Linked DNA regions of Homo sapiens: region 2 is linked to region 1. The links are chromatin contacts, found by Hi-C or POLR2A ChIA-PET in ENCODE. All regions are on one chromosome and are shown on one strand. The core of a region is the stretch at or near the end of the contact, and the rest is flanking DNA. Distances in the headings are between cores, read along the strand shown.

The links. Hi-C counts contacts between places; a loop is a spot of excess contacts on that map. ChIA-PET counts read pairs that join two places held with the same protein, here RNA polymerase II (POLR2A). Pooled maps may share reads with other maps.
Region 2: a loop to region 1 is called in a map of CD8-positive, alpha-beta T cell, with 6 times the contacts of the local background. The contact joins the promoter of DMXL1 here to the promoter of FEM1C in region 1. A Hi-C loop is called at or near these places in 2 of 168 maps with a recorded cell type or tissue (CD8-positive, alpha-beta T cell and naive thymus-derived CD4-positive, alpha-beta T cell), 1 of 37 single-sample maps with no recorded cell type and 10 of 50 pooled maps. POLR2A ChIA-PET finds 5 or more read pairs at or near these places in 1 of 52 experiments (WTC11).

The regions. Positions count from the first base shown.
Region 1 is chr5:115,543,209-115,547,477 of GRCh38, forward strand. FEM1C (fem-1 homolog C) reads right to left here and starts at 1,567. Exons shown (of 3, transcript NM_020177.3): 1 at 1,315-1,567; 2 at 1-475. The coding sequence starts at 285. RefSeq lists enhancers at 1,116-1,882, 1,424-1,718 and silencers at 1,148-1,317, 1,368-1,417, 1,518-1,857.
Region 2 is chr5:119,069,202-119,073,406 of GRCh38, forward strand. It overlaps DMXL1 (Dmx like 1), which reads left to right and starts at 1,886. Exons shown (of 44, transcript NM_001290321.3): 1 at 1,886-2,455. The coding sequence starts at 2,369. It overlaps DMXL1-DT (DMXL1 divergent transcript), which reads right to left and starts at 1,689. Exons shown (of 3, transcript NR_134250.1): 1 at 1,605-1,689. It overlaps LOC124901209 (small nucleolar RNA U13), which reads right to left and starts at 199; the gene lies at 96-199. RefSeq lists silencers at 1,653-1,732, 2,043-2,322.

The DNA of each region.
Region 1 (4,269 bases), core at 317-2,816:
ATGTCCTGCTGCAGAAGCGGCCCATAAAGGGGGAGCCCCCTCAATGGTTTCGCCATCAAAATTGACGGAGCCCCCAACTTCTATGGAGGCACTGCATTGCTCTAGGAGGAATTCCACCATGTCAAGGTGCCCATACCTGGCGGCCATCAAGAGTGGCGTGGCCCCATTTGTTTTTTCAGAGATCAAGGAGGAAACCTCCTCTTTGGATTTGCTTGCCAACAATTTGGTGAGAAGCCGGAGTTTGCCATCCCGAGCTGCGTTAAATACTGCTGTCTTTAGATCCATTTATGTCCAGTTGAGAGGCTGTGCTTTATTTATCTTTCAAAGCAGAGCTCCAGTTTAACTCTATCGACACAGGCAAGAGTCACAGGAACCAAAGTCCAATGTTAATTGCTGCACCCCAGAACGGATACACAACCACGAAGAGTATGTTCCGTCCTACTGCTTTCCAACATCTGACAACCAGGGCACCAAACTAGAGAAAGAAAAAAAAAGTAGCAGCATTTAATTTTCTATAGAAGAAGGCAAAACACTTCTTAATTTCCACTTCTGTGGGAAGAAAGGAATAAAAGCTATACTTCAGGCACTACTCCATCCCACACACCCCCCCCACCCCCAAAGAAAAGGTGGTAAAGAAAAATACAGAAGGATACACAGAGACCCAAATGTTCTGGTCGCAGGCAGTCTCCTCCATGTGCGGAAAATTTAAACACTACAGGCAGCCCGTTTTCTCGCCTCCAGCTCTAACCAGCCAAGCTTTGTTCTAGTTTTGCTTTGCACACGCCCAGGGAGAGTACAACCGAAAGAGGCAGGAGACTCGGGTTCAGAAATGTTTCTCTTTCTTGCAACTGCAGGAGAGCTGGCCAAGGGCGCCAGGCTGGAAGGCCTGAGGCCGGGTTTCGAGAAAGAACAAAAAGGTCGGACACACCAAACCCCGGCTAAGGCCAAAACTGTGCCCCGAAAGATTCTCTTTCCTTTAAAACTACTCACGGCTCTCAGGAAATCCGCCTGCCTTTTAGTCATTAACTTCGCCCGCCCCATTTCGATCACCCCCCACCCCCCGCCAAGGGATGATCCGCAGGTTCCTCAAACCACAGTCGCCCCAACACAACCTTCCCCTCTCCCTGTTCCAGACAACGGCAGCCCCCTCCCAATCTCCTCCATCGACCACAACCCCCTCCCGATGGGCCAAGCTGTGGCCTCCAGCCCGCTGCCCGCCTTCGGCTCCCCCGGCGCCCTCCTTCCCGCCCAGGCCTTCCGCGGGCACCTCAGGCCCCGGCCCGAGCCCTGGCAGGCCGCTGCCGCCGCCACTACCTGCCCGGGGACTAGTCCTCCCCGCCGCCGCTGGTCACTCGGGCTTTGTCCGTCCCCTTCAAAGGGAAACCGTTGTCCCCACCGCCGCCCGGGCCGCCCTGCTCCGCCTGCGGCCGCACAGCTCCTCCATGCTCCGCGCCCCAAAGGAATGAATCCGGCCGCGCTGTTCGCCACGCCCCGCCACCCGAGCTGCCTCCCGCCCTTAGTCGGCTCGGACTGCAGCGGCTGCAGCGACTGCTGCGACGGATGGTGTAATGGGCTGCGAGCCGGGGGCCGGACAAGCCTGAGCGTCACATCACTGACTGTGCCGCCACGCCATTGGGCCGGGGGAGGGCGGCGGCCGCGGCCAGCAACAGCCTAGGCGCGGGGCGGGGCGTCGCGGCCGGGGTGGGGCGACGGGGAGGGGGCGGGGCCTGAACTACTGGGAGGACGTGCCTGCGTGCAACGCGCTGGGGGGCGGGGCGCTGCGAGGGGGCGGATCTGTGCCCATCGAAGCGGCCCGAGGCAGCTCGAGTTCTGAGATCTCGCTGGCTCTTCTCCTCTCGGATTTTCGGGGTGCTCCCTTAGGGAATCTTTCGGTCCCATCTCAGAGACCCCAGAAGGGAAGTGTATTAGTGCGTTTTCACGCTGCTGATAAAGACATACCCGAGATTGGGTAATTTATAAAGATAAAAAGATTTAATGCACTCAGAGTTCCACGTGGCTGGGGAGGCCTCACAATCAAGCCAGAAGGGGAAAGGCACGTCTTACATGGCAGCAGGCAAGAGAGGAAAATCAGAGCCAAGGAAAAAGGGAAACCCCATATAAAACAATCAGCTCTCCTGAGACGTACTCACTACCACCAGAGCAGCATGGGGGAAACAGCCTTCTTGATTCAATTATCTCCCACTAGGTCCCTCCCACAATATGTGGGAATCATGGGAGCTAAAATTCAAATTTGGGTGCGGACCAGTATTACCCTCACACACGTGAAGTCTCTCGGACTAGTCTTCCGTCCTTACTTTGGTGGGCCCTGGAAATTACCAAGCTCGTAATTACACCTCAGAACACACACGGAGGAAACTGAAATTTCAGAAAATGTGATTAGTTTTGGAGGCTGTCAAACTGACTCTCTTTCTAAAGTAGCCTCTAAAAAGCATAAAGGCTACGAGGAATGGTAAACCCTAAGAGCAATGTAAAGTCAATGAGGTCAGGTTCTTGAGCTCTGAGTAATAAATCGGGAACTAAAGCTTAAAAGGTTATATATATGAATGAAAAGAATTACTTCTTCATATAGTAGTTGATAAACCTCTGGAATTTGATGCTAAAACCTACGTTGCATTAAACTAGGATGAAAAAGTTTAAATGTGTTTGGGAAATAACGCCCATAATGAATCCTGATGAGAAAACAGAATTTTTGAAAATGGACCTTCAATCACTTTGTTTGAGGGAACTTAAGCTCACATAATTCCTTAGTACCACTAGGAGAAATAGAATATTACAGTAGGCAGTCTGACCCTCAGCATATGTAATCCATAACGTTATGTTAGAAGTCATGCAGCACTAAAAACATTTATAAAAAATCACAACTTCATTTTTGTATATTGTAGTGTTGTTCAGAAGTTTATGTAGTTTTGCATAATTGAAATAATTTTCATACAACTATATATTTTGCTTTTCCTTTCTATACTCTAAACGTTTCTTATGTTTTTACAGTCTTAATAATTTTTAAGTATAGCATAGTATTTCCCTTAGGTAGTCAGTATCAGACTACACTCAACATCAGATTCCCAAAACTGAAGTTAAGGTAATTGCCACTGAGAAGAAAATATAAAAGAATAGAGTATAAAGGATAAGATTGACCATCCATAAAAATTAACCAGCCAAGAGGACTGGCTGTTTTATCCCCAGCATATGTCACAGTTCTATACTCTCCCAGGGTACAGATAACAGTGTACAGTGTCCCAACCAAGGCCTAACCTGAGCTGACCTGTCTCTCTCACCTAATTCAATAAGATGTAAACATTCACATCAGCCATCTTCAAACTGAGCTCTGTATCCCTCATGGGATTGTTAAGGGATAGACGGACACTTAGTTTAAAGGCTACCAATTTCTGCTGTGGCTCACACCTGTAATCCCAGAACTTTCGGAGGCTGAGACAGGCAGATTGCTTGAACCCAAGAGGTCGAGACCAGCCTGGACAACATGGTGAAATCCCAACTCCACACACACGCACACACACATGCACGCACACGCACACACACACAAAAAATTAGTCAGGCATGGCATGCAGGAGGCTGAGGTGGCAGGATCACCTGAGCTGAGCTGGGGAGATCAAGGCTATAGTGAGCCATGATCACACCACTGTGCTGCAGCCTGGGCCACAGAAGGAAACTCTGTCAAAAAAAAAAAAAAAAAAAGGCTACCAGTTTCTGAATCTTCAATTTACACCTACGTTCTTTCCTAAAATTGATCTGCTGGTAAAGGAATATGGTCAAGGTGTCTCATTTCCCAACTCTTTCACAATAGCTGTATGTTTCCCAATTTGTAAAAGGAAAGACATTTGAGAATCTTACAGGCATTGCTCTGGGTTATAAAAGGCTCAGCAATCTTTGCCAATTCTTTATAAATTTAAAACACTGATCTATATTAGAAAGTGTATACTTCTAATGACTGGGTAACAAATTCTTTTGCAAGTCAGATGATTTCCAAATAATTGCTTTGAAAAAAGTATGACCTAAAGATCACTGATATCGATTAGAAGGAGTTCAAAGAATTAAGTGACATTGATATAATGACAAAACTCCTTATAGACCCAACTACTATTTTTTTTTTTTTTAGACAGGGTCTTTCTCTGTTGCCCAGGCTGGAGTACAGTGGCACAATCTCAGCTCACTGTAGCCTCGACCTCCTGGGCTCAAGTGATCCTCCCATCTCAGCCTCCCAAGTAGCTGGGACAATAGGCATGCACTACT
Region 2 (4,205 bases), core at 636-3,135, 3.5 Mb after region 1:
GACAAATTAAGTTTTGTCCCTTATCTTATGAAAAGCCTGGAATACATAATGAAATTCATTTTTTAAATAAGTTTCGGGTTTTTTTTTTTTCCCCACATCAGATGGGTAATGTGCAGATGATGGCGCAACAAGGTTTGAGGGAGGGACGTCTCACACAAGTGTGAACACACAATCATCCCACTTATGAACTAAAAAGTATCTCGTAAGTAGCTTTTTATTGTCAGACAAAGTAAATGTACATTGCAAAAAATGTAGTAAAAATAAAAGGAAATAAATTTACTAGTACTCGTCCCACCCTAGTATTATTATAGTTTGAAGTCTTCATACTACAACAAAAGGGGGAGTTTCTTTATTTTCTTTTCTCTCTTTTTTTTTTTTTTTTTTGACTTTCTCTCTTGTTGCCCAAGCTGGAGTGCAATGACACGATCTTGGCTCACTGCAACCTCCGTCTCCCAGGTTCAAGCGATTCTCTCGCCTCAGCTTCCCAGTAGCTGGGATTACAGGCGCGTGCCACCATGCCAGGCTAATTTTTTAATTTTTAGTAGAAACTGGGTTTCACAATGTTAGCCAGGCTGGTCTCGAACTCCCAACCTCAGGTGATCCCCCCGCCCCCACCTCGACTTACCAAAGTGCTGGGATTACAGGCGTGAGCCATCGTGCCTGGCCTATTGGAGAGTTTTGAGGGTTGTTTGTTTTGAGACGGGATCTCACTCTGTCACCCAGGCTGGAGTGCAACGGGGGTCTTGGCTCACTACAACCTCTGCCTCCCGGGTTCAAGTGATTCTCCTGCCTCAACCTCCCGAGTAGCTGGGATTACAGGTGGGAGCCACCACGCCCGGCTAATTTTTGTATTTTTAGTAGAGAAGGGGGTTTCACTATGTTGGCCAGGCTGGTCTCGAACTCCTGACCTCGTGATTCACCCTCCTCGGCCTCCCAAAGTTCTGGAATAATAGGCGTGAGTCACCGTGCCTGGCCTATTTGGAGAGTTTCTATACACATTCATGCAACATTTACAGAACACCCTGAATGGGTGGGACTGGTGCGGTGCTAGACATTAAGGACAGACTTGTGTCCTGTTCCTCTGTATTCCAAAGAGGCTTACGGTATACAGGGGGAGACATATAAACAGATGTTTGTCAATTATAATACAAAACTTGTGTCAAAATACAATGAGAGTTGAATCTCAGTTTGTAGCTGTGACTCTGATCATTCTGGAATTCCTAGGTTCTTTTCCAAAACAAACGCTCAATGCAGGGCTGGTGTGTTGTTATTACCAGCACTATTTCAAATCACGTGTTAAGATAACTTAGGCTAAGAAAATACCACTTTCCTACTTGTCAAGTGTTCGAGCCTTTCAAAAACCATCCCGTTTAGGGACTTGGAAACACGCGCAAGGCTGGAGAAACCATTAAGCTGCTAACGTAGACGTTTCAAGGGTCACATTTACTCAAGAGACACTCAGGTCGCCCGGGGGAGCGGTGCATATTGGGACTTGTAGTCCTACCAGAACCGAGGAAACTGCAACTCCCTTTAGGATGCACTTCTCCCCTTTAAATTTTCTGGCCCAACAGTTAGATGACGCCCTAACCTAAAGCACAACTTACCACATCTCACTCATTCTGGGTTCATCAGGCTTCTGCCAGGCTTATCAGGTTCAAGCTCAAACGCACGGCGTTCTCCTGTAGAAGCCTCAAAGAGATTGGCTTATTCTCGGTGGTGGGCGGAGCCCTAGGTGGACCGGGGGTCGGGATTGGCCAGTTTCTGACTAGAAGAGGCGTTTTTATGTTCACTTGCTGATACGCACGCTGTGGTAAAAAAGTGAATTCTTTACCACAGTAGCAGCTGCCCCGAGCGAAGTCTCGCGATATTTCGGCCGCAGGGATCCAGAGGCGCGTAGTGAGTGGCGGAGGACTGTGGGGGTGGCGGGCACCGGAGCCGGGAAGGGACAGGTCAGGCGGGGAGTGCGAGCGCGTACTGCTTGCGCCACTCGGGCTGGGTCAGGAGCGGCTGCCCGAGGTCCAGAGGAAGTGTGTGGACAGCGCGGCCTTCCTGGCCGGTGAGTCGGCCCCGGGTCGTGGCCGGTGAGGGGACCCTGAGCTTCACCTGGGCTAGCGCGGGGAGTGACAGGTGCGCGAAGGAGCGCGGCGCTCCGCCCTCTCGCCGACCCGCCCCCTCCGGGCCTCGCCCTCCGGGGCTCGGGATGAGTCGCGGGCCCCAGCTGAGCGGCTCCGGCTCCAGGCGCCTGTCGCTGCTTCTGCCGTCGCCACCGAAGAGCGGCCGCCGCCCCTGAGGGAAGGAGGGAGGGAAGCAGCCGCTGACCCGTGGCATGAGCTGGATGCGGTGTCCGTTGCAGGACTAGGGCGCCGACATGAACCTGCACCAGGTGCTGACCGGGGCTGTGAACCCTGGCGACCACTGCTTCTCCGTGGGCAGCATTGGCGACCAGCGCTTCACGGTGAGTGAGGGAGGCCCTCGCGTCGCCCGTGGCCCGGCCTTTGCCCGTCATTCTGGGCCGAGCTTGGCCCAGAACGACGGGCAGAGGCGCGAGGTCTTGTCTCCCCAGGGGGGTCCTTACCACCCAGAACCCAGCAGACCTGGCCCTTGAGAACTAAGGAAGCAAAACCATGTCGGTCAGTGAGGTACTGTATGGAGCCTGAACTCAAGTTAGAATATTTTGTAGGATTTTTAAAGTTTTTGGTCTGTCTGCCTTGGGCCAGGGTGCTTTGCCAAAGTCGTTTGTTCAAAAATCTTTGTTGAGTAACGAGTTGGGGGCTTTTTTATACCATTCTATAGGTTCAAATTGTCAAATTTAGGAATAGTGGAGATTGGTTTCATTTTGTATTCTAAGTTAAGGTCAAGTATCTTTGTAGTTAAAAAGTGGGTGTCTCAAAACAATTACCAATTGTTTGCCATCAACAACTAGCCTTGAGAACAGTGTTTTTCATTTATTTTCTTTTCTAATTCCCTGAGAAATAACTTCGGAAAGAAAAAAAAGCCTTTTCATTTTTAAAAATATTTCTTGGATATTTTACAATAACCTGGTAATCCCAGGTTAAGGTTGCTTAACTTGCTTTTCATTGGTCACATATTGACAAGAAGAGGGCACCAAATTTCGGGCTACTTGTCAGTATAGTGGCATTTTTCTACCTTAACTATAGGTTTTTTTTTAATAACAATTTCAAAATATAAGTCAGTAATTGCACATGATACTTTTATCTACATAAATTTATAATGCTAATGATTTTTGCTACAATTTGTGTAGATACCTCTTTAGTTGTGATTAAAAGTAAAACTTGTCACTGCCTGGGAATACTAAGTGCTGTAGGCTTTTTTCTTTAAAAAAAATAAAAGTAAAACTTAATTTTGTATAAGTGACACAAAGTAAACAACGTAACCAATGCCCCAGGTTTAGGAGTGTTAAATTTCTAATCTTTTTCTCTGCTTTTAATTTTTCTGTGGTCTTTGTTGGTCAGAATAAATAATACTCAGCATTTAAAATGGTGGAGGCATTTAATGCCTGAATTGTACTTTTAGAATTGTGCCAAGAAGCATTTTGTTTTCAAATAGAGACTGTACCTCCCCTTTAGATTGACTCATACACATCTTAATTATCGGGATTCCAATTCTAAATGTTTGCCCAGCCTGAATACTTGGGAAAAGAGTGAGCTCTGAGGGTCCCAGTGAGCAACTATAGTTTCCTTACACCTGGGCATTGCTCTCTGCTCTTGCTGCTTGAGAGGAAAGTAAACATCATCCTTAGAAGGTTTTCCTAGTGGGAAATTATAGGATAATATTGTTGCATTCTCTGTCATTTCCTAAATTTATATGAGTGCTTTCTCCAGTGTAAATTCTAAGAACTTTTGCTTTTTAAAAACTTTTGAAATGAGGTCTCCCTCTGTCACCTAGGCTGGAGTGCAGTGGCGGGATCACAGCTCACTGCAGCCTCGACCTCCCCGGCACAAGCCGTCCTTCCACCTTAGGCTCCTGAGGAGCTAGGACTACAGATTCTAATCACCACGGCTGGCTAAGTTTTCTATTTTTTGTAGAGAGGGGTCTCCTTATGTTGCCCAGGCTGGTCTTGACTTCCTGGGCTCAAGTGATCCTCCCACTTCAGCCTCCCAAAATGCTAGGATTAGAGGCGTGAGCCACCATGCCCAGCCCTAAGAATTTTTTCTAAGAAGGCATTCACAATCTATGTAAGCAGT